Linked DNA regions of Mus musculus: all the other regions are linked to region 2. Evidence: chromatin loops called from intact Hi-C (ENCODE). Cell type or tissue: heart. All regions are shown on one strand. Region 1 overlaps Bcas3 (breast carcinoma amplified sequence 3). Region 2 has its middle 12 kb from the start of Tbx2. Region 3 overlaps Brip1 (BRCA1 interacting protein C-terminal helicase 1). Region 4 overlaps Bcas3 (breast carcinoma amplified sequence 3). Region 5 overlaps Bcas3 (breast carcinoma amplified sequence 3).

Region 1 (5,000 bases), 330 kb before region 2:
ACCACACTGGCCCTGCTTACTTTTCCTGTTTCTTTATCTTGTGAAGTAGGTTTTCCTTTTAGGTTTAAGAATATAGTGTCTGCCCTGTCCTGAGATTTTTAAGGACTCACTGACCTCCCTTTGCCTCTCTTGTCCCTCCCTCTTTTTCCCTCCGTTCTTCCTAGGTCTCATTGGATAACCCAGACTGGCCTCACTAGTAGTTATGTGTAACTATGTGACCCCTTACGTAGCCAAGGCTACCCTTTATCACTGATTCTCCCTTCCTGCCTCCACCTCCCAAGGTTTGAGTATGTCCCCTAACCCAGCTTCTTTCTGGCTTGGTCTGGAGAAGGAGTTGTGCCAGGCCTGCAGCATCTGACAACTGAATTCCAGACCCTGCTCCCTCCCAACCTGAGGTTTGAGGACTTTGAAGGAGGCCTCTCATTTCTTGGACCCAGAGCTGCTATATTTCAGCAAATGGCTTACAAGTCCAGCAGTCTTTCTGTCTTTTTAGCATCTGTGTGTACGGCACTCCCGTCTTACCACTTGGAGACTGTTTACAGCCTTCATTTGATGGTTTATTGTAGTTATTTACTTTGGTCGATAGGGAGTTTTCTTGATATAGACCGCATCCTATTGTAAATATGCAGCAGCCACCCAGCTCCTCACATAGCTTCACCTCCTTGGGAGTCAGCAGCACCAGAGTGCCATGTCCTGACTGTTCCTTCTAGTCACTGTTTACTTGTGGAGTGGAGTTTCCATAAGTGTTTTAATTTTTGCCAAGAAAAATCAATCATGTGCGCTGAAGTTCTGCTTTAAATTCCATGCCTCATCTGACACAGAGTATATAAATGGTGCAGACACGCCATGTGGGAGAGCCCTCCTTGGGTCGCTTAGCACCTGGAGTTTGCTCTCTCCTTGTAGCCTGTTGCCTGAGGTCAGTGAAGCCTTGCTTCTAATCTGTTGTAAAAACCTAATGTTTTCCTGGTTCCCGAGGCATCCTCTGAAAACGTTGGCATAACTCTATGCTCATTTTGACATTTACTATACACCAACACCACCCACATTTTCAATATTTTCATGTCATTTTCTGTAATTGTGCAGAGATAGAGGATGAGTTCTTTATGCAAATGTTTGGGAAAGGGTAGCCTCACACAGCAAGATGTCTAATTTAAAAACCACATAAGAAGCCAAGATATGACACAAGTCTGTGATTAAGTACTCTGGATGCTGAGGCAGGAGGATTGTCATGAATTTGGGACCAGCCTAATGCTGATAGGTGATATCCCATCTCAAATTATCCTTTTTAAGTCACTAATTGAAAAAAACTATTAAAGAAAGATAGCACCTCTAGTAGTTCATAATCTTTATAGCAGTGTGTAGTTCACAGAAGTATTAAGAGGGACATAGAGTGCATAAGGATATGGCTCAGTGTGTAGTTTTGCTACACACATGGACGTTTATCTTGCAGGAGCCGCCTCTAGTTCCAGCACTTGGGAGGAGTAGTCACGAAGATCCCCGGAGCAAGCTGACTGGGTAGCCAGTCTTGGGCCTGCAAAGCTCTGGGGTCTGTGAGAGACTCTTTGAGCAGGGAAGCACTAGAACAAGAAACATGTCGTGGAATGTCTGTGTGCACACACATACACAGGCACTACTCACACCAGCCAAATGGAGGCATACGTAGTCCCATGTGTGAGAGAAGTAAAGTAAGCTATGAGAACCCTCAGGAGCCTGTTAGTGTACAGTGCTGTCTAAAAATGTTTTAAACATAAAATTAAACCCAATTTAACTACTGTAATCTTTTATGTTGTTTAGATAAACTCCTTTAAAATAAATGCAACAAGAAAATATAAAATAAATATAAATTTAATGTAATTATCACTTGATGCAAATACAATCTTTCAATTTGCTTTTTTTGCTTATGAATACAAATTTGCATTTGCAAATCATGAACAGTTTGGGTTTAGCATTTAATGGTTAATGAAACATGCTACCTCTAGAGGGCAGTGTGCTCTCAGCTTTTCTGTTCCTGTCATCAGGGCTTGAACCTGGGTATCTTGGGAGCAGATACCACCATGGCATCTCTTCGTTTTCTTGTGTTTTCTGTGTTTTCTTCTCCAAATTCTTCACAAGGATGTGGACTCTGTATTATCACCAACTTACAGCTCTTTTGAGTACTTTGTACAGATGTTCATTTCCTGTGTGTGACTCTTGACGACTGCTGTGAATGGAAACATTTTAGTTGTGTTATTTCCTAAGTGCTGTCAGTGTGCTCCCAGCCCTCCTGTCCCGGAGCATGTGTGTCCTGCTTTTTTGTAAACCAGCAGTTGTCTGGATGCCATGATTCAGGCACTGTTAGTGCTGTCAGCTCATCTCTCTGTTCTTACCACTGATTGGCCCTGTCCTTCCTTCCCTTATCTAGTCCCCAGTAGCCTCTGCTTTCCACTTCTTGTTTCTTCTCCACTGTTTTCCTGTATGCCCCTTTCTAAAGCTGCTGTGAGATGAATCTTGGCTCTCCTGTCTGGGCCTGGAGCTCCTGTTTGTGCTTTGTGTTTTTGTATTTGTGAGAGATTCCCCATTGCCACCATCCCATGTCCTACTGCATTCTTGTCCCCACAGTGTGTTCTAACAGAGACTTTTCTTTGAACATTTCTCTTACTATCATGTCTTTTCTTATGTTATTTTCTATTGTTTAATGTTTTTACAGGTTTTTGTCTTTTTTTTAAGCTATTATCTCCATTGTTTAATTTTCTTCTTTGTCTGACTGACATTGTAGTTCTGACTGGCATTGTAGTTCTGACTGGCATTGTAGTTTTGACTGGCATTGTAGTTCTGACTGACATTGTAGTTCTGACTGGCATTGTAGTTCTGACTGGCATTGTAGTTCTGACTGACATTGTGCTCACACTGGATAGATTTTGAAGTACTGACACCTAGACTCATTGCTGTGATGAAGCCAAAATATCCTTGACCACTACATGAAAATGACTGTTTCAGTCTTTAGTTTTATTACTTACTAATTTGCTTTTATTTCATTATTTAATTTTTTAAAATTGTTGAGCCTTCTCTCCAGCCCCTCCAACTCTGTCGTTATGAGCACTGTCTGATCTTCCAGAGTACCTATGTTCAACTCCTGTTACCTACATGTTGACTCACAATTGTCTGTAAGTTCAGTTCCCAGGAATTTAATGTCATTGCAGGTGGTATACACACACACACACACACACTCACTCATGCATGTAAACACTCATACCTGTGAAGTAAAAGTCAATACAGAATGATTGATTATCTTCCCTGTGAAGGGATCAGTCTATCTTCCATTTCAGGCATAAAAACAGGATTAAGACTACAAACTCTGAGCTGGGCGGTGGTGGAGCACGCCTTTAATCCCAGCACTTGGGAGGCAGAGGCAGGCGGATTTCTGAGTTCAAGGCCAGCCTGGTCTACAGAGTGAGTTCCAGGACCCCCAGGGCTACACAGAGAAACCCTGCCTCAAAAAGAAGAAAAAAAAAAAGACTACAAACACTGAAGTTGGTTTTGATAATTTTGGAAGGTAAAATATTTTAGTGTTAAGAGTTAAAAAAGATCTAGAAAACTGCGAAAACTTACTTTTCTCTGAGTGAGGGATCCTGTTCTTATTCTTTCCTTTTCTGTGAGTAAGTACTCTGTCCTAGTTCTGTTGCTCTAGAGAGATTTCTGTGAATTACAGAGGAAGACATTTTAGTTGTTTCCGAGAAAGACAAAATGTTAGGTAGATAACTCATCCCAGAGGGGACCAGGAAGGTGTCCCCTTTGTACTCCAGAGAAAGACATTTGGAAGCAATGTTTTCAGTATTTGGTCTTGAAGAAAGTACAGAAGGCAATGAGAGTCAGTAACCCTCTCAGGACAGATGCCTCTTAGAGCTGTTAATTACTAAAACACCCAAGTGACAAGTTGGAGCTGAGTGGAACAGGCAGACTAGTATTGCGGTTTGACTATCTGAAGAGGAATTGTAAATCTGGTGTTGGTAATGTTAGCTTACAAAATGGTTAAAATATGAAGAAAGACGAGAAAAAGAAGAGTGGGTTCACACTGTGTCAGGGTTATGTGCACGTGGGAGGTGGGAGGGGTCCCCGTGCTCCACGGTGGATGGCGTGGGAGCTGGGAGGCGACGAGGAAAGGGAAGGGATTTCCGGTTCATTGGAAGAGCTGCTCACTTGGGCTCAAGTGTTTGTGCAGGTGAGAATTTCTCAAGCCACAATGAGGCACCAGAGAGAAGTATTTCAGAGTGGACAGAGGAGTCCTGAGGGCATGGCTCCTCCTGGTGACTGCAGAAGAGACCAGCTTTTCATGTTCAGTGTCAAGGTCTATCCTGGGTAGCAAACGATTTATCGCTTTTCATTCTAGCATTGACACGGCACGGGATGAAACAGCTTCACCTTTTATAAAAGTCATAGATGTGGAAAAAAGATCAGGTGTCTGTCGTATAGATAGATGAATAGGACATTCCTGCAGTCACCCAGGCCCTCACAGTCGAGGGTCCCAGGAGGCTAGGGCTTTCTCCCTTGCAGGTGTGCTGCGTCCAAGGCTGTTGTCGAAGAACCCCATGCTTCTAGTGCTCAAGGACATTCTACAGCACAGAGGTTAATTCATAAATGCACCTTTGCAAACTTGGAGCTAGCCATCTAGATCTTGATTTCATTCTAATATTTGTAAAATGTGCTAAATTTATACCATTTATTTATTTATTTGCTTACAGTTTTATTTCAGGATTTGTTGGTTATTTAGGGAGCTATAATTGAGCATCAGTTTCCTGTTTGTTTTCCTTAACTGGTGTGTGTAAGCACCTGTTTTCAAGCTGGGAATGAAAATGCATTCGAGTACAAAGGGTTTCTCTTCCTCATCAGGAACTGCTGATGTGGCCTTCTACACCACGCTCCAGCCTCTCTGTGCCCTTGAGATCTGGTGCTCGTTCCCAGCTGAAGGAAATGCATCTTTGACACTTCTCATGACCTGAGTCATGATGCTGAAATAGAGCCAG
Region 2 (5,000 bases):
ATCCCTCCTTACAGCTTGTTTATCTTCGATCCCCTCCTTGCATCAACTTGCTGGCGACTTTCAAGGGAGTCCCACTGTGTCCCACTGGCCCCATTGGGCTGGTGCTTCCCTAAGACCCCCTCTGTTAAGGAGAGCTCCCATCCACGCCGCTCCAGAAGGCCACAGCTAGTAACCTCATCCAGCTGGCAGGTGCCTCCGGGAGCTGATTACATGTCTCTGGATTTGTGGTCGTTGAGCACCCCGTCTTCATCCCTTTAAGTCCAGGAGGTTTTGACGTCCAACCCCAAAAGATTGCCTTGTTAGACATTGTGAACCTCTGGGGCGTGTATGACTTTCCACTCGCCCGGGGACATCAGCAATGATTTGAAGGGCAGAGTGAAGATGTAGGTAGACTTGAAAGTTTCAGGAACTCCTAATGCTCCGAACACCTTCCTGGGCTGACACACTTACAAGGAAAAAACTTTGTCCAACTCCTCTGAGACAGGGCTGCCTCAAGTTTCCCTGGGTAGAGAGTGTGGAGTGTGCGCGCGCGTGCGTGTGCGTGCCTGTGTGTAGATGGTCTCATCCCAACCGTAGGTGAGCTATGGCTCCCCTGTTCTGCTCCGCCTGGACTGATTAGGCAATGTGGTTCACGAACCAAGCAGGAACAAGGAAAGTCCCTCCCTACTTCGCATAGAGTCTCTCCCTATCTCTACGTTTATTTGAGGTCACTTTGGGTTGAAACTCCCCGTAAAAAATAAAAATAAAAAATCCCAAAGCAACGTGTGCACTGGCATCTTGCTGCCTCTCGCTTTCAACCAGGAAAGAATGCCGAGAGTTTGGCTGTGGGGCCCCCTCGGCCTGCGGACACCAGGGGGCAGCACACGCGGTGGTGGGCAGGGCCGCAGCAACTCGGGTCTGGTGTTATTTCCGAGCCTGCAGCGCGGCTTGGAGAATCCTCCCGCTCCCCTGCTTTCGGCCGTACACACCCCCCTCCCGGGATTGCCACTACAGTGCTCCGCTGGGCCCCAGCTGCAAGGCCAAGTGCGGCTTGGGGAATCCTGCAGCTGACGGGCTGGGCCTTGTCCCAGACAAAGGCCTGGCCACTCCCAGGCCCAATTAAGCCACCAGCCTTCCCAGCCTTCCAGTCTTCATTGTCTCTGGGGGTCGCCAATTAGCTCAAGCGCCCGTGTACCCGCTGCCTTAACCCTTCAGGACCTGCCCAACCAGGGCCATTGGATGGCAAATCCGTCAGCAGAGAGGAGTGTGTGAGCGATGGGTATCGAGGGGCTTCTGAGGTCTGTTAAGTGGGTGACCAAGGGGCCTCTGAGGTCTGTTAAGTGGGTGACCAAGGGGCCTCTGAGGTCTGTTAAGTGGGTGACCAAGCGTGTCGCCAAGAGACTCAATGGGGAGTGTGGGGTCTTAGAGAACTGTGCTGGTTTAGGACTGGGTGTGATAACACCCGAGAACTCGAAGATTCAGCATTTGGAGCCTTCGTGAGACCCCTAGCAGCGCAACTGAATAGATTCCGAGATGTTGGACACTGCATTTTCCACGCGGTTAATCCGAGGCTTCCGAACCCTCGAGCCATTTCTTCCTTCCAAACTTCCCGCTGCGGTGCAGAGCTTCTGAGCCTCGGCAGAAGGCCCTGTCCTCCTGGAGGGCGTTGAACCGGGTTCAGCCTCCCCAGCCCACTGTGGATTCACTGACGCGGGGAGGAGCACGCCGCGGCGCGACAGCGATCCCGTCCCGCCTGAGCTCGGGCCCCGCCCCGCCTGGGCTCTGGCCCCGCCCCCCGCTTCTCTAGGTGAAGGCCGCCGCGGAGGGAACGGTTTGGGAGAGATCAGAATTGCAACTCTGAGCCCTCCTTCCTACCTTGGGAGCGACCCTAAATCCAACTTCGTTTCCTTTTCCCATTCTCCTTCCGCCTCTCCGCCCTTGACCGAGAAGTTTGGAACACTCTCCCGGTAGGCTGAGTCCAGCCAACGATCAAGAGTCAGCGGGGAGAACGACCCCGTGCGTTGGAGGGGGCTGGGCGCTCCGGGTGATCTCAGGGCATTGTGTCGCGTCCTCTGGAGAGCAGACAAGTTACCCACCAGGGAAAGTGTTGGTGCCCGGATGACTGTTTTCCCCTCCGAGTTTCTTTTAGGCTCCCTTGGGGTGCGTGTCTGTCCATCGGGTTTGATGGGCTAAGGACCCCGAACTCACTTGGCTGCTCCGGACTCGGGAGCCTTCCCAGGTCCCAGGCCTCAGGAACTCCCCACGTTCCCACGAGATGGCGCTCCAGGACAGGGCCCGGTCAAGCAGCCGGCCAGCACTCCCTGCCAGAGCCCAAGGTGCAGTGAGTCCAGAGAAATGGGCACGGAGAGGGATCTCAGATCCACTGTAGGTCCAGGCCCAGGGACTTGAGTGGGCTGCCGACTGCGGGCACCGACGAGGGAGCTCAAAACTTAATGTGGGTTTTTCTCTTGGAGCTGCCCTGCAGTGCCAGCTCCTAGAAGCTATGGTCTTCGATGTGCCTGGCTGGACTCAGATTCTTCTTGGGACAGGGAAGGCGCTTGCCTCTGGCTTTCCTGGCCTCTTGGAAACACAGTCAGGGCTGGGATCTATGAGCACTGGAAAACACGCCTCTGGCCCTTTTGGAGTGTGAAGCTCCACTGAACCATGCAAGCTTGGGTGTAAGTGTTGGCTAAGACATTCCTCAGCTCCTACCTCCACCTCCTCAGCTCCTCAAGGTCACACGAAGAGACTGTTAGGTATGCACCAGGGACCAGTGCACTTGAGGACCAAGGGTTAAATCTTACAAGACAACCAAAGGTCTTGAGGAGGCTTTGGGTCTTCAGTAGTTCCCGAAGATGCTAAGTAAGAAGGACTCAGAAGTGAGCCACCAGAGTTTGAGTCAGGTTTGAGTCGGATGCTCGTGGGTAAAGAGGGGAAACCTGATCACTAACAAATGGCACACTCAGAGTGGGGAAAATTTGGGGGAGCTAAGTACCAAAGATGCCAGCAGCTCGACAAACGGGCAGAATAAGTCTACATACGCTTTTTAAGAGCACACGGATAGAAACCTGCCCAGTTCCCATCAGTCTTGCATCTCTTCCTTAGCCAGCAACTTGTTGCCTCCCCCCAGCCAGAGTCTCGGCACCTTCAAGGCATACCAGAGGATAGGATGAGACCTTTGGTAATCTAACAGTCACTTGATGCCCATCTATTGCAAAGCAGATGTTCAGTAGGAAAACTGAATGAGAAGTTCAAAGCCAACCTTTGCCTCTAGCCATGAGATCCTGAACAGTACGACTCTCTTTTCTGAGCTCCAGGATCCCGGTTGGCAAAGTAAATGGTGTGGACCAAACCCAAAGTGATATGTGAGAGACTAGTTGAAACGTTCCCCTCCCCGACATCAAAGGCTCCTGAACAAGGACCTAACCCTTGAGGAACCTGGGCCTGAGACATAGGCAGAGCCACTCACAGACCTTGGGAACTTTGACTGTTGCTAAGCTTCTTGGACTGGGGTCAGGATTGGTGGCCTGGATGAATTCCCGATTAGGAAATAGCATTCCAGGTTCTGAAACCCTCGGGGAACCAGCTGGCTCCAGCTGCCTCCAGTCCCTGTGGGATGTGGCTGTCACAGTTCAACCTTCCCACCAAGCACAGTTGGGAGGGGGCACATCCTATGGGTTGTGAGGTGACTCTGGCCTCCAGCACCATGGGGTTGCTGACAGACTGAATGCAGGTTCTCCCCAAGGAGAGAAAACGGTACCAGTGGAGGGTCTTCTGAGGCCCCTTCCTAAAGGGTATCCCCTAGATCTGGGCTATTTACATGGGCTCAATCCTTCCCTGAACTGAAGGCTTGATGGTATTCAGAGTACTTTCTCATGAGGGCTCGCTCTCAGTGAAGGCTAAGTCAGGGGCAGTATAGTGACCATGAACCGCGGAGGATGACATTGGGGTTCAGAGAAATGAAGGGTTCCAGGATTTCCAGTAAATAAAGGAAAAGGCTCTTTCACAATTCAGTGAGCAGGGCCCTTGGCAGCAGCAGCTAATGAGGTGATGGTGGGTATAAGTCAGGCTCCCAGCTGGGAAGGGACAAAAGGGCTGGGTGCATGACCTCTGCTGACTGCCGGATGCTGAGCCCTGGTGTCCTGGCCAGGGTCTGGCTGTGGGAGAAGTAGCCTGATTTAGAGACAAGCCCAGGAGACCAAGATGGCTGCTGGCTTCACATCAGTCTAGCAGGGGAACGTAGCCACGGCCCGTCTTCACTCTTGTTTTTATTTCTTGAGAACAGGATGTCCTCTGGCTCCATGGCAGCTGCTCCTCAGCTTGACAAGAGGAGCTGTGGGCCACCACCCCATGCCAAACACATTTCCTTCTCATTCTTGGAATGGGAACTTCCGTTCCAGAGAGAAAAACCAAGGCTTAGACCTGTTCCGGTTGAAGAGAGGTCACAGAATCTTCCCAAGCCAGTGTTCTTTCCCAGAGCCTCGAGGGTTCCTGCTCTGTGGTCTCTGGACATGAGAGATGCCATTGGGTAATTTTTATCTAGTCGCAGAGCACATGCACAGTCCTTCCTTCTTGTCCCCACCCAGGGTCTTCCTCCCTTCTCAGAGCAGCTGTGTCTGCCCTTAGGCTTTCTGGGTTTGCCCATAAGATTGCTGGTCGCATCACTGATATCCTGTGCAATAGACACCTCTTAGGTCATCCCTCACCCATCCCCCACACCACCACAGTCACCTGTGCACACAGGCGCGTGGAGAGACCGCATGCACACCAATAGCCATAAGTATATATCTGTACAGGTGCCCCTTCCCGCTGGACCACGTGCAAACACAGTCTTGTTTGCATACACTTAGGCATAGAGGAAGCAGAGACAGGAAAGGACAGGGTTTGAGGTTAGTTGTGTGTGGTGCCTCATGCCAGTAATCCCAGCATTTAGGAGGCTGAGGCAGGAGGACTGCCAATAGATGAAAGCCTGGTTACTCGGTGACATTCCTGGTTATACTGGTTACACAGTGACATTCCTA
Region 3 (5,000 bases), 330 kb after region 2:
GAAAAGAGGTAGCATAGCTGAAGAGATATAGCACGAGGTGTGTCATGCTCCCTCCTACACTGTGCCCTGCAAACACTGAATCCATCTGTGGCCCTGTTTTGTTTCCTTGTCTTTCATGGCCTTTATTAACTCACACACATTCACTTGCCTTCTGGTTCACTGAAGCAGTAAGTCAGATAAGATTGTCCATATGTCTGTCAAAGTCACTGGCCATAAAGAGGGCACGCTCAACCAAGGTGACTGATATTGTCATCGTCATGTACGTTAGGACTTTAGGACGGCCGGCCTAAGCATCTCAGTCATAAGCTCATTCTTATAAGTGGTATATAACCATAAAGTTTCCACACAAAACGGAATAAAAAGGCCTTTTGGATGTTATAGTCAAAGTACCTTAGTTCTTCAGCAAAGATCAGCCTTTCCTGATCGAGAGAGATTCCCTCCTGATCCTGGACCTTGGCCTTTCGTCTTTCCCTAAGTTTTTGCAAAAGTTTGCATCTTGAGCTAGAGAGGTAGCACAACCATGAGCACTGCTTCCTGCTCTTCCACAGGACACAAGTCTGATCACTAATACTCAGGCTGCACTGTTCACAACTGCCTGTAACTCAGCTCCAGGCCTCCACAGGCACATGCTTACACATGGCACACATTCACACAAACATACAAATAAATTAGAAAAAACTAAATCTTAAGAAAAAAATCTACCTTAACACCTTAATTAAAAGGTGACACACACCTTTTAATCCAAACATTCAAAAGGCAGAGTCAGGCAGATCTCTGAAATAACTTCTGGCTTCAGTAACTAAAACTGAAATAAAATGGAACAAGAATTGGCAATTTTCTCTTAAGGGCAAAGAAAGGAGACTTTAGTTTTCATGGGATGTAGAGCCTACTCAACTCCTTTTATTCTATATTGGTCTGTTAAAAAAAAAGTTCAATTTCAAAAAGTATTTCTCATTATTTCCAGTAAATACTGAAAGTCTATAAATACAAACATTCTTGAAGAAATTAACAGACTTTAAGTTCTAACAGAGAGTTTGGGAAAAGGAAAGTTCATAAAACTAATAACTGAAGAGAAAAGCAAAATAAGCATATTCCAAAAAAAGATGACTATCAGAACAGACAAGTAAAAGGCTTGGAAATCACTGGCTTAGGAGTGAAAACGAGCAAAGGACACATCTAGAGAAGGGCCTCTTGGTTCTATTTGAAGCGATGTTGGGCTCTTTGGTTTTTACTATATACATATATATTGGGAGAGTCTAGAAACCAATTCAAATGTATATAACAACTTAAAATAGCAAAAAATTTAAAGAGAGATTATTCTTTAAATGATCCTGGGAAAACCAGATTTCTACTTTAAAAAACATATAGTTAGAGCCTATCCTCACACATTAAATACTAAGAGCCAGTTGGGCTTCTGCGGGCACCACGCACACCGGCAGTACAGAGTAATACACGTAGACAAAGCAACCACACACATAAGACAAAATAGTAAAAAAAAAAAAAAAAAAAAAAAAAAAAAAGTTATTCTCTAGCTGCCACACCTATACTGTGATCTCTAACCCACAGACTGACAACTAAAGACCAGCTGGTTCTATTCTGCTGTCTTCTTTTTTATTCTACATAGAATCTCACCAGACTGGCTTCAAACTAGCTATGAAGCCCCCGGGTTGGCCTTCAATTCATAATCCTCCTGCTTCAGCTTCCTGAGTGGTGAGATTATAGGCCTGAACTACCCTAGCTAAAGATATTTTAATGGCTAGTCAGTGGTTGCTCATGCACTTGGGAGGCAGAGGCAGGTGGATCTCTGAGTTCAAGTTCAAATGTGTCCTTTTATTACCAGGTAACATCAAAAGCTACAAATAATAGAGAATCATGTGTTGTTGTTGTTTTTAACTTAGGTCTTTTTTTTTTCATTCACTTTATTCGAGAACCATCTGAGTTTAAGTACAGGCTGTGCTAGAAGCTGGGCATAAAAAAATGTGGACAACAGATATTGTACTTGTTCTTATGAACAACCTGCCAACAAGGCAAACAAGGCACTTAAACATGCCCACCATAGGGAGCTTGCAAAAACACTATAAAGAAAATGCACAGGATGCTGGGAAACTAAACAAGAAACGATCATGAAGCAACACTTACAGAGTCTTGCACACAGGTAAGACCTGTGACAGCACAAATATGACCTGTGACAGCACAGATATGAACTGACTTTTATCCCAGCTCCGCAGGAGTTTCACCATTCTAATCTGGCTTCTCTACTCAACAAACTTATGAGATGAACCAGTTACTTAAGATTGTACCCCAATTTCCTCTTGTAGAACTAAGGGAAGCCATACCTTTCCCATAAGACTGATAAAATAACTTAATCAAATACTTTTGTTTGATTTTGAAACTAAGCACAAAGATAAATTAATATAATCAGTAAAAATTCACTCAAATAAATCTGTATTTTCTAAGTGAATTAACATTTCTAAACAACTTAGAGACGTGTCCTCATACATAATAAACATCATCATATAAATAAGCACTAGCATGCATATACAGTTATACTACAGCTAACTAACTAATCATTTTAAATAAAATTAAAATTAAAAAAAGACTTATAAACACTTTCAGGGAAAACTCGTTAGTTTTCTCATAAGATTCTAGAATACCTTTAAGTAGAACAAGACATAGGACATGGGGAGAGAAGGGAAGGACAAGAGTACAGGAAACTCAAAGTGGGGGGGGGAGCCCAGGGGCTCCATGCATCAGCTTTTGACAAAGGTCAACAGCGCACTCTGCTGGACCTAAGTCTTTCCTACACTGAACAAAAATGTTGCTACTGCTTGTTACACTAACTCAAATAGAATTACTGTTATTAATGTATTTGATTCTAACATTTGTTTAACAAATAAAAACACTGGAATCAGTATACAACATGTCTGTACTAATACTTTACTCATTATAAAGATTTACTTAAAATGTAAATCAATTCCTAAGAAAATGATCATAAATGCTGGAACAAAGCAGTATTAAATTAACATTATATTCCCCAAAACAGTGTTTCTCTTGTCAAGGTTCTGATCATGTGAAGAATGAAACCTCACTAGATCGCTAATATATAAATTATCATATAAGAAAGGAATCTAAAAGCCAAGTGTGGTGGTACACACCTGTAATACCTGCACTCAGGAGCAGGAGGCAAGGGAAGTTCAAGGTCACTGTTAAGTTACATAAGCAGCTGAGGGCCAGCCTAAGAAAAAGGAAAGGAAAGGAAAGGAAAAGGAAAAGGAAAAGGAAAAGGAAAAGGAAAAGGAAAAGGAAAAGGAAAAGGAAAGGGAAAGGGAAAGGGAAAGGGAAAGGGAAAGGGAAAGGGAAAGGGAAAGGGAAAGGGAAAAGGAAAGGGGAAAGGAAAGGGGAAAGGAAAGAGGAAAGGAAAGAGGAAAGGAAAGAGGAAAGGAAAAAGGAAAGGAAAAGGGAAAGGAAAAAGGAAAGGAAAAGGGAAAGGAAAAAGGAAAGGAAAGGGAAAGGGAAAGGAAAAAGGAAAGGGAAAGGGAAAGGAAAAGGGAAAGGAAAAAGGAAAGGAAAAGGGAAAGGAAAAAGGAAAGGAAAATTAAAAAGATATGAGCTGAAGAGATGGCCCAGCAGTTAAAAGTACATGGTTCTTTTCCAGAGAATCCAAATTAGATTCCTAGCACCCTCATGGCAGCTCTCAGCTGACTCTATCACTAGTTTAAGATGATTCTCTTTTCACACCCCTATGGGTGAAGCACACACATGGTGCACATATATAGATGAAGACAAAACACCCACATACATACAATAATCAACAACAACAGAAAAAGAACTTGGAGCCCCCTGCCACTCTCTGTTCTTTCTTTCCTTCAACAAATCTACAATTAGGGCTGGAGAGATAGATGGCTTAGAGGTTTTGAGGACTTCTTGTTCTTACAGAGGACCTGACTTCAGTTCCTCACCCCTATGTGGGGCACCTCACAACCTCCTGTAACTCCAACCCTAGGGCATCTTATACCCTCTTCTGAATTCCACAGGGACCAGCACACATTGCACGTACACACAGAGACACATACATACATACATACATACATACATACATACATACATACAAACAAAATAAATAGTAAATCTTTAAAAAATAAATCTATGTTTACTCTGCTTCATGAAAAAGTAAATCTACAATGTTCAGTGAACCAGATGTAGGTAACAAACTATTATTTAAATTCATCATGGTATTGACTCTATTTTCTGTGTTTTCTCTCTTCTTCCTGTCTCCCTGTGAACCTCTGTTGAAGATTTCTGTAAGACTCCCTCATTCCTTTCCCATATCACTTTTTCTGTACTGTTCAATAAACACAGCCTTGGGCTTATCCCCAGCACCACATAAACTAGGCTTACTGACACATGTGTGTAATTGCAGCATTTCCCGGGAAGGATCAAAGTTCAAGGTCATTCTTGGCTACAGTGAAGCTAAAGGCTAAGCGGGAGCTCACTAATAGAACATCTGGCACCGAATCAAACAGTAGAGTACTGAATATACAGTACTAAATATAAAGCACTGAATATATGATAAAATACTCATCTCCAGCACATAAAATAGGTGGTATAAATTAAAATATGCAAAATGAGAGCTGGAGAGATGGCATGTTTGCTGCTCTTACAGGGGATCTGATTTCAGTTTCCAGAATTCACATTGAATGGCTCAAATTTGCCTATATTTTGTGCTCTCTTCTGTCTTCTATAGGCTCCTGAACACAATCAGCATACATATATATATACATAAATAAAAATTAAACAAAAAAAAAGATGAGGGCTGGTGAGATGGCTCAATAGTTAAAAGTCTCATGCAGTAACAAGCCTGACAACCTAAGATTGAGCCCCTGAATCCATATAAAAATAGAAGTAGTGAACTGAGCCCATAATCCTGTCCTCTAATGCCAGACATGTTCTGTATTATGTGCATGTCCAATGTCATACATGTATGCAATAATAACTGACAA
Region 4 (5,000 bases), 380 kb before region 2:
GAAAAATCCTATTTTCTTCCTTTGTTGTTGTGACAGGGTCTTTTCAGCTCAGGCTGAACTTGATGTCCTGAAGTAATGGGATTAGCAGCATGTGTCACCACATGGTAGTTGTCCTTAAATAAAGGCTTCGTAGAGCCTTTGTTGTTCTAATCTGGCTTCTTCACGGAACTTTTGCCCAGAGATTATTCGGTATTAATTAAAGCATTGAGATAGATTATCTTAGCAATGCTTACTAAAAGACACCAGTTTCCAGGAATAATTGTGAAGCCTTTTATCTTGACTAGATTGGAGTCATATGATACGGGAAAATTTTATTGCCCCTATACGGTCAACAACTAGATTCTATATTTGTTTTAATAATTAAAGCACACACAAGGCCTTGTAGGACACACACACACACACACGCATATATATATATATATGTGCGTGTGTATTTATATGTATTTACAGAGATATAAATATATATATTTACTATTTATATATATTAACTTGGTTTGTCATAATATTAAAGGTTGCCACACATATTTTTAATATCTTTATATATAGTCCAGTGCAAATCATAAATTTTGAATTACAAAATAAGGTATATTCTTCTTATACCATTTAGGACTCTACCTGTAAATGTAGAATAAAGTCTAAGAAGTCCTGTTGGTTTTGAGGATTAGCATTCTTGTTTCATTTTTCTTGGTTACATGGTTATTGTGTCTTGAGATTATTATGAAATAATACAAAACAGTTCTTGACAAAATCAGGATGTGGTGCAGTAAGTAAGCACTTGGTAAAGCCACAGAACTCAAATCAACTGGCCTCCGGAATGCACAGAATCAAGAATGGGCTCACAAATACCATTTTTCTAGATGAAGTCCTTAATTCCTTTTCCAAAAGCCTGTCTGCAAAAATTAAGATATTTTGCATGTTACTGAGTGCTCTATTTATACTCCTTCTCTTCTGGTCTCTTTATTTTCCCATAAAAATAGCTCTTTTCAAACGATTCTTTTCAAATAATGCAAGAGTCTTACAGTTAAATAGGGTGACATAGTGGTGTCTCCTAGTGTTTATATTCGTCATGCATTTCCCTTGAGTGCTGGAGACATGCATGAAGAAAGTGTGTAAACTGTCCCTTGGCACGTGTGGGAAGCTGCACATTTGCAGTTGGAGCTACAATTAGTTACATACTGTTTTTGTGGAGAAGCAACTCCCTTGGTAGTTGCAGGGCTTTGCAGACACACACTTGAATGTTTCCTGTCACATAATGTGAAGCAGTGTATGTATGTGCATGCTGGACAGAAAAGCTGCACAGTACAGTTACTTACATGGAGTTTTGGGCACTTGGGCCATGAGGCCTACTTTGACATTGCAAATTTGAACTAAATTTTAGAAGAACATTTTTACTCCGTGTGTTTGAGTGTATGTGTGTGTGGTTGATGTTAGGTGCCATCTTCTCTTATTCTTTTTTGAGACAAAGGTTTCACTGAACCTGAAGGTAGGCTGGTGGCCAGCATGCTTCCTGTCTTGGCTCCTCACAATCTGTGTGGCCCTGCTGGGCACTTTTGTGCTTCCCTGAAGATCCTAATTCACGTGTGCATAGTTGCAAATGCTCTTACCCACAGAACCATTTTCCTGGATCTTCTTTCTCCTTGCACTTATTAAAGGTTTTATTTTACTGTTTTTATTTGTTTGTGAGTTGCTTGTGTGTTGTGTGTATCTGTCTGTGTGTGGGTATGTGCATATCTGCAAGTGCCCTAGGAGGCCAGAGCTGTCACATCTTCCTGGAGCAATCACAGGAAGCTGGGAGTTAATTGGTAGGCTCCATCTCTCCCTCCAGTCTCTGTCTGGTTCTTTTTAGAAAGTCAGCTTTGTTCTGTGCTCCAGTGTGTGTCTTTATAGAACTCTTCAATGGAAACATCTAATATATACATACGTGCTACTTACATATAGAAAATGGGAACGTGTACATATTTGTTCATCTATATATGCACATTCTCATGATATAAATATAAAGTGTTTGTGTTCATACTGGCCCCAAGTTCCCCACTTCATCTTTCCTTTCCTTTGCATGGGAGACTTGGATGTCGGCATCTTTTATTCAGTTCCTGTATTTCAAAAGTGGTACAGAACTGCTCACCTGTTCCACCTCAACAGGCGTGCCTACTGCCACTACTGCCTGAAACTGCAGGTGCACAGTTCAGCTGTCCTCATAGGGTACAATTTGTTATGGTGTGTGTGTGTGTGTGTGTATTTGCATGTATACATGTACATAAGCATGTATGGAGCAGAGAACAATCTAGAGGAGTCATCTTTTTCCCTTTACCATGTAGTTTCTGAACATTGAACTCAGGTGTGGCAGCAAATGCCCTCATCTGCTGAGCTGTGTCACCATCTCCTCGTCTTATTTATTTATTTTTTGGTCATCTTTTTCTTCTGGTCTTCCTCCACTTTACTTGGACTATGATTTAATGTGTATAATTCCTTATATATTCATATTTTCTATACCAATATATATAATATGTTCATGTAGCTATTTATTTTCCTTTTACAAACATAAAATAGTTTATTTGCTCATTAATGGCCATGTTTCTTAAGATTATTTTATGTCCACCTATGTGCTAATTTAGTTTAAAAAATGATGTGAATATAAATTTTTGTATACTGTGTTTCTGACTATATTGGTTATTTTTCCATTTGACTTTAAATATTTTAAGTCTACTTTTAATATGAGATCATTTATTTTTACTTTTTATGTATTTTTTTTTAATATATGTATTTGCTTTGCTCTTGTTCCAATGGTGAGCTGGTTTAGTGGGCAAGGATGTTTGCTGTCCAAGAGTACTCTGATACCTTGTTGCAGGGAGCAGGTTTCAATCTTTGCAATCCTGCCTTTCTCTTTTTAAGCAGCAGGAGGCAGCAGAGGAATAATTTTCATAATTTTTGAATGTGGATCTGTGGTTGAATGAAGAAGCCATTCTTTCTATTAGCTAAAATAGTCACTTGCCACATTGTAATTTGTGACAGATATGTTTACTGATCAGATACCTTGCAATCTACTCATCGTGACTCAATAATAGCTTATCTTCATGTACCAGGTGTTCTAGTCTGTTATATTCATATTAATGTGAGGAATAAAAGGATTATATGTAAATCTGATACAGGTCATATAAGGCTGGTATTTTTTCTTGAATTAATTTCATAGGACTTGAAAATAACTATCACAATATCATATTGTCCTAATTCTCTGATGTTGACCCAACTTTAAAAATGTTCACCTGAATCTTAATTATCATCATTTTTGGCAAATACAAGCGTGTTGTTGCCAGTGAAGAGTTAGAACCCGAGTTTCTGCTGAGCACCTGAGAATTAAAATTGCGATTAACATTGATAATTGGAAGCTCAATCTGTTCGTGATGCAGTGGCCTCTCAGACATGGACAGTTTGTGTGCGTGTGTGGGCTTGGTTTCTGCACATTCTGTCCACTTTCCCACAGACACAATTGGATATGCAAATATCCTAAAATATTTGCTTGTTGTTTTAGGTTTCTTTTTATAATTTTTGTAAGGAATTAAGAGGAGAAAACATCCAATTTGCTAGTATGTCAAATATTTAATGTTAGGAAGTTATATGTAAGTCCTTTGATTATGTTTTTTTAATTTATTTATGGAAAGGCTGCCAGACCCTGAATCCTACCATTTCAGAGTTTATGAATTCTTAAAGCCTGTTCATCATGTAATTAAAACCACAGTTGAGCATGAAACTGCCTTAGTGGCACCAGAAGATTATATAAAAAGGGGTAAATGTGTCTCAGCAGGGCTTTCAGCTGTTTTGTCTGCAATACACTCAATGCAAACATTCCCACCCAGCGTCCTTATTATGCATGGTAAATAGCTGCTGTCTAATAGCACGCAGAGTTAAACAGCTTAATAGAAAATGACTCTGTTCTCCCCTCCTCATCACAGCTGATTCGCTGTCACCAGTCCCGTGGAGGAGCCTGTGGAGACAACATTCAGTCTTACACTGCCACTGTCCTTAGTGCTGCTAAAGTGAGTACCTCACAAGTTTCTACAAGTTGTGATCATGTGCAACAATTACCAGGTTCCACTGCTGAATTGTGATGAGATCTGCTCTCATTCACAAGTGTCGAATACATGTGGGAAGTCAGAATGTTTTGCCAACTGTGAGAATTAATCTTTTGAGGTTAATAGTTTTATTGTCAAGATTGTATGGTTTGTACTTACTCCATTAAAAAGTTAGGTGTATTGCAACTGGATTCAAGTCTGGTAACTAATTAATCCCACATTGCAACAGACTGTACATGGTTGAGCTAGACACTTGGGTTCTTCTGTGATGTGCATTGGCCACTACACTGACAGCCTCACGGACATCCCTGTGCATCTTTGACTAGTTTTGAATTTCTTGGCTCCAAAAATTCCTCATGAAAACTTGAGTTGGTCCCCTGACACATTCAAAGATTCTTTCATATCTAGAGGCTGGCCCCCTTGATGTTTGCCCAGTGAATTCTCTCTGTGCTTGTGAGGGTTAATTTTGATGGTGCCCGTGAAACTTTGAGCTGATTATAAGGTTTCTTACAACCACCATTCTTTTGAATTGTGAAGTCTACAACAGAGCAATTCTAATAATAGGGATGACAGAGTGAATCTGAATGACAGCATGTAATCAAAAGCACAACTGCTCGGGGGACAACAGTCTAAGTCGACCACAGAGAAGGAATCAAAGGTCACACTGTTTCATGTTAAATACAAAAATACTTCAAGATTGTCACAAATGCTTGCATGATGTGCATTAGAATATGTCCCTGGGCTCGATGAGAACCGTTACATACTTTCCAGTCCAAAGCAGAGTAAGGAAATGTCTTTACACTTACAGCACTGTATGTTTATATTTCTACTTTTCTTATATAGAAAGACAGTAATTAGGCAGACTCATGAGTGTCCCTCCGTCCCCCTGCATTTAACAAAGGGATACTGTTTTGAATGTTGAATTATTGA
Region 5 (5,000 bases), 460 kb before region 2:
AGACTTGTATCTCTGCTGCTGCACAGCATCTGACTTTATTTGTGGGTTTTAGAAGTATCTGTGCTAGGTAGGAGAGGAAGCATTTCCATATTTCTGCTGTTATAAAAAGGGTGTGAAGAGATAGTGAATATGTTGTAGGTATCTTATAATACTTTCAGTGTTTTTTTTTAAAGATTTATTTATTGTTATATCTAAGTACACTGTAGCTGTCTTCAGACACACCAGCAGAGGGCGTCAGATCCCATTATGGATGTTGTGAGCCACCATGTGGTTGCTGGGATATGAACTCAGGACCTTTGGAAGAGCAGTCAGTGCTCTGTAACTGCTGAGCCATCTTTCCAGCCTCCTTGTTTCTTTTTCTTATTGGGAACTTATTGGTAGACAGGACCACATGTAGCTCAGGCTGCTTTTATTTCTGTGGATTGCCTTGAACTGAGATTGCAGGTCTGACCACTATGCAGTGTTGGGAATGCCACTAGGGCTTTTGCATGCTAGGCCAACATTCTACCAACTGAACTATACCTCAGTTCCCATTTGTGTTCTTGGATTTGAACCCAGGACCTGGTGGATGCCTTGCATATCATGGAGGGACATTTCTAGCCCTTGTTTTATTTTGTCTAAGGCAGAGAACTCCCTTATGTCTATTGAAACATATTTGCAGTTAAAAGTTAATTGTGGGAATGGGAATTTGTGGATCAGATGTAAGCTCTCAGCTTTTGCTCCAGCACATGCCTGCCTACCTGCTTCAATGCTCTCTGCTCTGATTTTCAAGGGATCACCAATGGAACTGTAAAATCAAAATTAAATGTTTTTTTTTTTAAATATGTTGCCATGGTCATGGTATTTTGCCACAGCAGTAGAAAAGTAACTAAGACCCTGTTATTAGTAGAGTATGATTTTGTAGTGTCAAAAGTAAAAAATAAGAAAAATAAAATCATTCTAGCTGAGCCACATGGCTCAGACCTATAATCTCAGCATTGAGGGGCTGAGGAAGGAGGAGTGCTGCAAGTTCCAGGCTGTCTTAGATTACAGGTGAGACTATGCCTCAATAAACTAAACCAATGTGTCTACCCTAATAGCTCAATGTGTTGTGTAGTCTGTCAACAGTTTTCATTGTCCAAACGTTTGTTTGGGGGTTTGTTGTAAGAGGATTATGAAAACCCTGAGATTTAGAAGTCAGTTTCTCCAATTTCTTGGCTAGCTTGGTGCTGTGTGATATGAGTTGGCATGATAATAATGATAATAGCAATAATAATACCAAAAATAATGTGTACATGCAAGTGCATGTATGTGTGTATTTGTTATGTTAAGTATGCATATATGGGTACATGTTAGTATGTTTGTGTGTACATGAGTGTGCATGTGAGTGAGTGAGTGTGCAAGTGCTCGTACCCACGTGTGCATTCAGAAGCCAGAGCAGGACTTTTGGTGTTAGCTAGGATATCTCACTAACTGGAACTGTACATTTTGGAGTAGTCTTGTTGTTCAGTGAGCTCTCGGCCTACAATACAGTCACACATCATACCTGGTTTTTCCGGTGAGTACAGGGGATTTGAACTCGGGTCTTCATGCTTGTAGAGCCAGTGTTCCTGTGCACTCTGGGCCATCTCCTTAGTCTTTGCATCACTTTTGAAGAAATAAAATTTGAGCATCTGTGATCCCAGCTACTCAGGAAGCCAGGACTGGAAGGGTCAGAGTTTGAGAGTTTTGTTCTTTTTTTTTTTTAAAACCTATGTAGGGTTGGATGTATGTTATACACAGGTGATCCCAACTTATGGTGGTGTGGCAGAGGATTGTGAGTTTAAGACTGGCCATCGTTAGATTGTCAAGCCTGTTAAAATACAAACAAACAAACCAAAACAAGAAAGCCAGCAAGAGGCTAGACAGATGGCTCTGTGGTTAAGACCACTGGTTGCTTTTCCAGAGGACTGGGGTTAAATTCCTAGCACTCACATGGCAGCTCACAACTGTCTGCATTTATAGGGGATCTGACATCTTCACACAGACATACATGCAGGTAAAACACCAATGCACATAGCACAAAAATAAATAAATAAATCATTATAAAAATAAAACCTTCTGGGTTTACAAATGTTATTGAATTTTTTTTGTTTTGTTTTGTTTTGTTTTTTTTTTTTTGTTTTTTTTGTTTGAGCCAGAGTTTCCATCTAACCCATACTACTCTCAAAGTTTTGGTAGTTGTCCTGCATAGCCTTCCAAGAGCTGGGGTTATGGGTGTGTGCCACTGTGCCTGGTTCTGTTTGCGTGTGCTTCGGATGTTGGACACTAGGTGTCACTGCCACACCGATCTACAGAAAGCATGACCTGAAGCTTAATGTGAAGCTTTGCATACCAAAACCTGCAGAGCAAACACATGAGGGCATATTTGAGGTAGAAAGCAATTAGTCCATTATTTATTAGAAGCTATATGCCAGTAGACCTTGCCGCATTGAGATTGTTAGCCAGGAAACATTTTTATAGGTTTCATTTGGGAGTAATATTAAGTTGGTGATTTGAGTGCATTGGTAAGCAGAGGTTTGGAGTCCATTCAGGCTGCATATGCTGTTGTTGAGCACAGGCCTTGTGTTTGTTCTCTGCTTTCCTTACAGGAAGGAGAAGTGATGGGCAGGTCTGTGCTGGGTGTCAGATAGAATAGCAGCATAGACGAAGGAACATGTTGAATCTGCCCAGATTATTGAACTGAAAGTTTTTCTATATTTTTCTTTTATTTTTTTGAGTCAGACTTTTCCTCTAACCCATACTGGTCTCAAACTTTTGGCAGTCATCCTGTGTAGCCTCCCAAGAGCTGGGGTTATAGGCATGTGTCACTGTGTCTGACTCTATAATACATTCTTAAAATTTTTATTAGTTTCTTTTATTGACATTAATATAAACATACAAAGTAATGAATGTCATTTCTGGCATCTTTAGACTTGTGTCCTTGCTCTCATTCCTTCCTTCCCCTGTAGTATGACTCCTAAGGCCGTCTTTTAGACAAGCCCAAGTGTGTTCTAATAGCATTATGCAAATTTTGCTAATTTGTAGGCTGATTGTTACTTCATAATTGAAGTTTATCCTAAGTTGGGATCTTTCTTAAATGAGAGCCCCCCCCCTTTTTTTTTTTGCTTTCTAGGAATATGTATGTATAGTTGGTTTTTGTTTGTTTGTATGTGGATGTGTGGTGCATGTTCTTGAATGTGCATGAGTGTGTGTTTCCATTAGGAGAAAAAAGGCATGGGCTCTTTTTCTCAGTTGTTTCTCTGTCTTAATTGCCCTGAGATGGGGTCTCTTTTTGAACCAGAAGCTGTGGTTTCAGCTCTACTGTCTGGCCAGGGAGGTCTTCACAGCTGCCTGTTTCTGCCTCTCACTGTTGGGCAGAAGTAAATACTTCTTGAAAAAGTAGACTGGAGGAGAAGGACGGAGTTGCTGTATGTCCCATGGGTACATGTGACTCCTGTTTACCAACAGTCTAAAGCAGAGTGATGTGGTTGGAGTCTCTGAACCTGAGTTCACATGTTATTGCCACCCACAGTCAGGGTTCATTTCAGTGCTGTATGAGGGGCTTTGACAGATGTGCCATGACACGAGTCACTGAGCATTGTTCACTCATGTCCCCACACCTTGAATAGAGGCCATCATTTTTCTCATTACTTGATATTGTATTTGGCAAATGTCATTTGCCATACTTGGAGTGGCCATTTCAGATTGGTTTCTGTTATATTGAATATGCATATAAGCGTCCTCTTGTTTCTTTCATGAATTGATAGTTTATAGACGTCATATACCATTGTAAATATAGTTTATAATACCACAAGCTATATAAAGCTCATGTTTATAGCTTGACTTTTTCCTGTGTATGTGTGATTGTGCATGTATGCACACAGACAAGTAAGTGGAACAAACACACTGGATGGCATTTAAGGATCCTTTTCTTTCTCATGTAGTTCCCTCCCCCATGGGTAAAACAGTCATTGTCCTGACCACAGATTAGCTTGGCAGTTTTAAACAATTTAAATTTATGCACTATGGAGTCTTCCTTGTCTTGTCTGTATTCTTTTGCTCAGTGTATATTTTAGATTCAACCCATTCAAGCTGTAGTACAAAGAATGAATTAGAGGCAATGAAGTTTGTGTGCTTGAGTGACTGTGAAGTGTTTATGACAGCTGCTTAGGCCAACACCCTCTGTAATGGTGTTACATTGACTTCTGAGCACCTTCCAGTCTGCCTCCTGGCACACATGTCAGGCTGTCTGAGTGCTTTTGCATTAACATCTACCCCAAGGAAGATCTTTTGACTACAGAAGTGTTAGTTGCAAATGGAAGATACCATTAGAGCAGCTTCAAAGGCCCGATACTTAGATTGGTGTGTGCTGAAGTCATGGCTGGGGCTGTGAGGTCTGGATCAGCCGTGCGTGCTTAGCCAAGGGCCACATGCCGCTCTGCTTTCCTCCTCTGGAAAAGCAGGCTGGAGGGGCAGGGTCGGAGCTGCCTCAGTGCTTTCTCAGTGTGTGTGAAAATTTGGAAGTATGAAAGTATGAGTAACCGTTCCATTCATTATTTATGTTCTGTGGTTTTCATACTGTTCCTGAGACTCACTGCCTTCTTGCTTCAAGTTTTGTGTTTTGTTGTTAGTGTCAAGACCAAAATACAGACTGACTGGCTTGCTGTCTCCTTCATGTGGTCAGCAAATATCTGTTCTTTAAGTTGTAAGTTCTCACAAATACACATTTTAGGTGGTTTTTGCGGTTTGTGTTTTCTTTCTTGCTGGCATAGAATCTGCTGTGGAGACACTGACACTCTGGCATCAGCCAAATCATTTGTGGTTGGGCAGCAGAAATAAAATAGAAAATGTATTCTCCTCTTGTCCCCTATTGTAGGAGCTTGAAGGACTGCCCTTGCCTGCAGGGATGCATTCCTCAACCGTGCTGTCTTAAGGCTCTGAAATCGTCAGGCAGAGCTGTAACGTGGAACACTGGCCACACCTGGTTAGAGCAGAAAGCC

Evidence for each region. Hi-C counts contacts between places; a loop is a spot of excess contacts. Peaks named below come from ENCODE experiments on the same cell type or tissue, not always from the same donor. Only the 100,000 strongest peaks of a DNase experiment are listed, where the experiment ranks them.
Region 1: a loop joins it to region 2, with 6 times the contacts of the local background. A loop is called at or near these places in 17 of 42 quality-filtered maps.
Region 3: it touches region 2 in a loop (7-fold over the local background); 33 of 42 quality-filtered maps call a loop at or near these places.
Region 4: a loop joins it to region 2, with 6 times the contacts of the local background. A loop is called at or near these places in 13 of 42 quality-filtered maps.
Region 5: a loop joins it to region 2, with 6 times the contacts of the local background. A loop is called at or near these places in 15 of 42 quality-filtered maps.

Annotation. Positions count from the first base shown.
Region 1 is chr11:85,516,226-85,521,225 of GRCm38, forward strand. The region is part of intron 15 of Bcas3 (breast carcinoma amplified sequence 3); the gene reads left to right. Among named protein-coding and RNA genes, the nearest start is that of Bcas3, 170 kb to the left of the region's middle. In heart, CTCF peaks have their summits at 1,983 (motif pointing right) and 4,275; a DNase peak (open chromatin) is centred at 4,146; H3K27me3 peaks cover 638 bases.
Region 2 is chr11:85,842,559-85,847,558 of GRCm38, forward strand. No RefSeq gene overlaps it. Among named protein-coding and RNA genes, the nearest start is that of Tbx2, 12 kb to the left of the region's middle. In heart, a CTCF peak has its summit at 2,243 (motif pointing right); DNase peaks (open chromatin) are centred at 983, 1,743, 2,243, 4,203 and 3 weaker places; H3K4me3 peaks cover 2,731 bases; H3K27ac peaks cover 2,072 bases; H3K27me3 peaks cover 2,729 bases.
Region 3 is chr11:86,171,612-86,176,611 of GRCm38, forward strand. The region is part of intron 6 of Brip1 (BRCA1 interacting protein C-terminal helicase 1); the gene reads right to left. Among named protein-coding and RNA genes, the nearest start is that of Brip1, 27 kb to the right of the region's middle. In heart, a CTCF peak has its summit at 2,790; no DNase peak of the experiment used is centred here.
Region 4 is chr11:85,466,802-85,471,801 of GRCm38, forward strand. It overlaps Bcas3 (breast carcinoma amplified sequence 3), which reads left to right. Exons shown (of 24, transcript NM_001166643.1): 11 at 3,951-4,034. Among named protein-coding and RNA genes, the nearest start is that of Bcas3, 120 kb to the left of the region's middle. In heart, a CTCF peak has its summit at 2,893 (motif pointing right); no DNase peak of the experiment used is centred here.
Region 5 is chr11:85,379,971-85,384,970 of GRCm38, forward strand. The region is part of intron 5 of Bcas3 (breast carcinoma amplified sequence 3); the gene reads left to right. Among named protein-coding and RNA genes, the nearest start is that of Bcas3, 29 kb to the left of the region's middle. In heart, CTCF peaks have their summits at 229 (motif pointing right) and 2,281 (motif pointing right); a DNase peak (open chromatin) is centred at 2,281.